2 separate regions of the Homo sapiens genome follow, and region 1 is linked to region 2. The links are chromatin loops, found by intact Hi-C in ENCODE. Cell type or tissue: MCF 10A. All regions are shown on one strand. Each heading gives the region's core, and the rest is flanking DNA. Links, peaks and the distances in the headings are about the cores only.

Region 1 (2,916 bases), core at 268-2,767, 50 kb before region 2:
ACACCTGTGATCGCAGATATTCAGGAGGCTGAGGTGGGATGATCACCTGAGTCTGGGAGGCAGAGGTTAGAGTAAGCCAAGATCACGCCACTGCACTGTAGCCTAGGTGACAGAGACCCTGTCTCAAAAAAGAAAACAACAACAACAAAAACCGTAAACAAATATTGGACTCTAGTTAAGATATATATGTCAGAGTTTGGTGGGAAATGTTTATGATTTATTTTGAAGTGCATCAAAATAAAAAATATATATATTTGAAATGCATCCAAAAAATAACACAAATTGATAAACGAATAAAGGGATAGATAATATGTGATAAAGTAACTGCAGTAAGATGTTAATGCTAGAATCTAGGTGGTGGGTGTAAAATTCTTTCAACCTCACTGTTTGAAAATTTTCATAGTTAAATGTTGGAGAAACAGAAAAATGGAAGTCTAGAGGATGTTGAAGGAAGAACCAATGAAGTTTAAGAAAAGTGATGTTTGCCATAAAAAGAACGTGGGCATGGGAATCAAACAGGCCTGAATTCGGGTTCTGGTTTAGCTATTTGTCAGCTAAAGAGATTGAGTAAATTGCTCAGTGGTGGTGCTGGGATTGGAATGCAGGCACCCTGGCTTTGGAGACTTGCTGTCTACCTTGCGGAGTCGTGAGGATTTAAGCTCCTAGATCAGTGTCTGACACTTGGTAGATAATCATACAATAGCTGTTGTTCTTAGTGTACCGTCTGCCATAGAGGATGAAGAAGTCCAAGACATTAATGCTTGACCTGGAAGATTTCTATGACATTGCTATGGCACTGTTGCCAGTGCCATACATAGATAGACAAGCTGGAAGGTAAAACTATTTTTGGGGAAGAGATGGTTAATTTAGTTTTAGGTAAGTAAAACTTGAGATTTTGATATGAATAGTTTCATATATTGTGACAGGTTGGATTATTGGAAAAAAATTTTTAAAAGATAAGAATAAAAAAAGAGTTTCATATATTTTCCCAAACTTCAACAAATCGTTTGTTCATCAAAAATCTGAAAATATTTTATGTGCCAGGCACTGCTGTAGACCAGTGAATGAAATAAATCTCTTCCTTCACAGAGTTTACATTCTAAAAGGGTTTGAAGAATTTTCTTTCCAAATATATCTATATTTCAAATGCAGAATGACTCCCTAAAGGTGGAAAGATAGGCGTTCACCAGCAAGGGAAGAAGATGGTGTTTTCATAGCAAATTTTTCTGCTGTCCCTGAAATCATGCCATATAAGCAGTAATTTCCTCGGTGTTCTCTCAAGCCCATCTGTGTTCTGATTTCCTCTGCAGTTCTTTTTACTTCTATCTGGAGTTGGTGGAACAGCTTATAGAAGCCATTTATGATTGTTTCAAAATATATGCTCAGGCTTCTAAAATGGCCCTGGCATGAATAAGAGTAGCTGCTTTTCATAGGGTATACAGGGCAGAGAAGACAGATGAGATTCGTCATATTATACATACTTTTGGGTCTCACACATGAATCATGTAATTTAGCGAGGCCGTGACTTCAGTACCCTTCTAGGGTGTGTGCTCCTCAGTGATTATGCACTCATTCCAATGGAGTAGGAGGTCAGTCAGTAAAAGTATTTATTGAGCCAGATTCTCCTCTGCTTCTGAGTCATTTTCTGGTAGAGTGAAAAGGTTCTCTGGGAGAAGCTTTAACTCTTTCAGATTACAAGCATTACTCCCTTTGTGTAATGGGGTAGTTCTCTAAGTAATTATATGGGGTTTATGCTAATTCTTTACTTGATATTTTAGATAATTAGATATATCTAGTCTGATAGATGAAATCTGAGAAAATGTAGTATAAGAAGAAAAATAGTATCTAATTTGGCCGAAGGTTAAGGAATAGTTTTAATAACATAAACATCTAGATGGCTAAGAAGTTTGCAGGACATTATGTGTGGTGTTTTTTTTTTTAAGAAAATACTTAGGACACCACCCTTATGTGGAAATCTGACATCTGGCAACTTCAGTCCTCTGGAAGACAGCCAGAAAGTAAGAAAGGGGCCTCAGTGCACATGAAAATAACTGTTGAAAAACTCTACCACGAACATGTGTCCTTTCCCACCACAGTAGAGTTTGTTAGCCTCGCATTTAGAGCTTGTTTACTTTTATTTATCTAGGAACTTTACATAATTTTGGTAGTATGCGTGTGGTCTCCCCTCCATAGCAGATCATAAACAGCAATATAGCAAGGGCGTGGAAAAGTTGACAGAGGAGAGCAGAGGGTAGGCTGACGTTGAAAGAGAAAGGCCTAAAAGATAGACAGTGCTGGTATTGTGTATCACAGCTTAATACAGTAATGTGTAGTCTTAATAATGAACTTGGACCCATCAGCCAAAGAGTAAGTCATGTTCAAGGTCTTCTAATAAAGAAGTCAGGGAAGTCTGGAGTGTGTCTATTTTTAAACAATCAAAGTTAACCAGGTTTTGACATGTTGAAATGGTAAGCTCCGTAGAGTTTATATGTTTGAAATAGCACATTCTCTGATGATGCTATATCAGTGACACAAATTTGAGCTTGCAGTTGATTATGGAAATGATGCTTTGTAATAATGACTAATGTTTATTGAGCAGCTACTATACCAGCCCTGACCTAGGTGCTTTCACACTGTTAGCATACTGGTTAAGGCTTTGGAGACAGACAGATTTGGGTTCCCATTACACCTCTGACTTACTATGTGACCTTGGACAGCTATCATCTCTCTGATCCCGTGTCCCCACCTGCCAAATGGGAACCAATAACATATGATAGGGTCCTTGCGAGGACTCAGGGAAGTACATGGTAAATGCATGTACCTAGGAAGTACTCAATGAATGTTAGGCACTGTTATAACTATAATAGTCTTGATGGTTATTATGAAAGTATGATTATCTCCATTTTTCTGGATGAG
Region 2 (2,916 bases), core at 307-2,806:
GATAAAGGTTAGTCAGAGAATGTGAATGATCTGAAAAATCCATCTCATGCCCTCCCCTTAAGTAGAAAGTTTCTCGTCTAGGTCTCCTTCAGAATGGGCTGGCTGGTTAGATTTGTACTAGGGGCCACCACAGACTGAAAAGATAAGCCTGCTATGGTCCTGGGATGGCCGGTGGTTTACCTGGTGGTCTTCCAACATGGGCTTGACTTAACTTGAATTTCTGGGGCACCATTTTGGACCTAACAGGCTCTTAACCTGCACCTATAAAGACAAAAATGAAACCAAACCCAGCTTTAGTTGGGAGGCTGAGGTTTTTAGCAGCTAGTCATTTTTTCCTAGGTGCATTTTCTCTCTGAAATGATAGGGACTGGATAACTTCTAAATTCCTTCCAGCTAAAAAAGAAAAAAGTCTGATTCTGTGATTCTTTATATTGGTTTTTGTATTGTTCCTCTTCCCTTCCCCCCGCATCTGTTCCTTTGGTGAACTTTGTTTCCTATGTTTAGTTCCTTATTGTATTAAGCCTCCCAACTGTAATCAAAGTGTGTTTATTCTGTTTGACTTAACAGGAGTGAAACCCTTCTCTCTGCAGTGTTGTAATGTGCCCTCTGATCTCCCTGAAACCAGCTCGGTTCCACCCAATATCATTTCCATTTCTACAACTCTCTTTATCTTTGAGGACTTAACTTTTGAAAGTATATTCATATTTAGTTCACCCCTTTTTGTACCCCTAATATCCTTCTTGACCTATAACAAATTCTGTCTTTACTAGAAATCTTTCAGCATTCTAACGTTCTTTGTTAGCTCTCTCACGCCATTGCCCTTCCTGAATATTACAAGGGAACACTGTGTAATTACACAAAGGAACAAGCATCAGAGTTGGTCTGCCCTGAGTTCAAATCTCAGCTCCACCATTTACTAAATGGCCTTAACTTGACAAAAATTACTTAACCTCTTGGAGCTTCGGATTCTCAATTTGTAAAGTGAAGATAATACCTCTCTCATAATGAGATAGAAAAATAAAACAGTCACATATCCGGAACATAGTAGGTGCTCATAAATGGCCATTTCTTTGTGTTTTATCTGCCCACCTCCCTTCCCCTTTATAAGTTGCGCCACCCACCTGTCACTCCATGGTTTCGTCTCTGAGTTCCAGATTGATAGTCCCTGCTCCCTGTTGGACATCTACCCTAGACCGTAAACACTTCAAGTTTGATTGTCTAAGTGGAATGTCCTGTCCCTTCCTCTTCTCCCGTCTTCCCCTTGCCACCCCTCCTCCATCTGAGACAGAGCTCTGTTCAGTGGCTGCTCTCCAGCCTCTCCCCCAGGCAGGAAGCCAAGTTTTCCCCCAGGCTTTCCTTTCTCACCGGCCTGATCAGTCATTCTCCTGAGGCCTCCATCTGAGGTTTTTTTAGGGCAGGTCTGTTAGGGGTTTGCTCTTAGTCCTAGGGTGTGGACCTCTAGTTCTGAGAGGTGGGCCTTATTCCTAAGGTGTGGCCCTTCGGAGGTTTCAACAGAAAACTGGAAGTGTTTATTGAACCTCCTAACTTGGAGGGACTCAAATTTCAAACTGTGTCTTCCCAGAGCCAGACAGTTGGTGAAGATCTATCTGCTGGGCTCTTCTGGCCTCCAGCTTTCCACGGGGTTCCTTGGAGTCTCATCACCTGCATGCACAGTTGAAGGATTGAGAGGCATTTCTGCACAGATTTTGGGGCTCTCCTCTCTGTGGCTTACTGTTTTCCAGGATTTCCCCCTTAATAGCTAATGTCTTCAGAGCCCCCAGACTGGAACCTTTGGCTGCTCAGCCCAGTAAGATTGCCCCATGTGGGCTTTCTTCTTTTGCTTTATTTCCCGGCGTCCTAAAAGACTAGGGAGTGCCCTGAGGGGAGGACTGGAGACAGGTGCATCTTACCTAGTTTGCTTCCCTTGTTTTGAGTCATATCCCCTCCAAATTCTGCCTGCTTTTGATTGCTTTTCAGTGCCTGCATATAGTTATTTTTTAAAATATCTGTCAGAAGGCTGAGGTGGGAGGATCACTTGAGCCTGGCAGGTCGAGGCTATAGTGAGCTATGATGATGCCACTATACTGCAGCCTGGGTGACAGAGTGAGACCACATCTCTAGAAAAATAAAAGTAAATAAAAGTTAAAAAAATAAATCTTGTAAAGTGTTTTTGGTAGTTATAAGTAGGGAGATTAGTACAATGTGAGCTACTCTACCATTACTAGACCAAGTGTGGGCACTAGGGTTTTGCACTTGCTAATAACATACATGGTTATGATGAGAAGGGGACCTGGTGTTTCAAATTCCACGTTACCTGTTTTGCATGTAAATAATATTAGGATATCTAAATGAAGAGCTCTTACAGAGAAAACTATGAAACTAGAGAGGGCTCTAAACAAAACTAGAGAGGGCTAAAGGTTCAGGGTTGGAAGGCTACAAAATAGGAGCCTCTTATGTTATTACTGGAAGGAAGCTTATATAGCCACAATCCCATGTTTTTGTAAATAATGGGTAGCCACTCATGACTGGGTCTTGAAGTCTGTTTGGGGGTTGCAATCAGCAGTTCTGAAAAATAAAAGTAAATAGAAAAAACTTTCATACTACATTCTATGTAGTAAAAGTAAGCATGTAATACTTTGTGTATGTGTATGTGTATAGACATAAATGTATTATGTAAATGTGAGTTACAGCCTAAAGTGTGGGTCAGGCCAGGCACAGTGGCTCACGCCTGAAATACCAGCACTTTGGGAGGCCGAGGTGGGCAGATCACTTGAGGTCAGGAGTTTGAGACCAGCCTTGCCAACATGGTGAAACCCCCTGTGTACAAAAATACAAAAATTAGCTGGGCATGTTGGTGGGCGCCTGTAGTCCCAGCTACTCCGGAGGCTGAGGCGGGAGAATCGCTTGAACCCAGGA

What was found. Peaks named below come from ENCODE experiments on the same cell type or tissue, not always from the same donor. Only the 100,000 strongest peaks of a DNase experiment are listed, where the experiment ranks them.
Region 1: a loop joins it to region 2, with 2.4 times the contacts of the local background. A loop is called at or near these places in 7 of 110 quality-filtered maps.

Annotation. Positions count from the first base shown.
Region 1 is chr10:99,975,810-99,978,725 of GRCh38, reverse strand. The region is part of intron 1 of DNMBP (dynamin binding protein); the gene reads left to right. Among named protein-coding and RNA genes, the nearest start is that of DNMBP, 33 kb to the left of the region's middle. In MCF 10A, for the core only: no CTCF peak of the experiment used is centred there; DNase peaks (open chromatin) are centred at 1,565 and 2,005.
Region 2 is chr10:99,925,505-99,928,420 of GRCh38, reverse strand. The region is part of intron 4 of DNMBP (dynamin binding protein); the gene reads left to right. It overlaps DNMBP-AS1 (DNMBP antisense RNA 1), which reads right to left and starts at 1,216. Exons shown (of 5, transcript NR_024130.3): 1 at 1,122-1,216; 2 at 181-261. In MCF 10A, for the core only: no CTCF peak of the experiment used is centred there; a DNase peak (open chromatin) is centred at 1,330.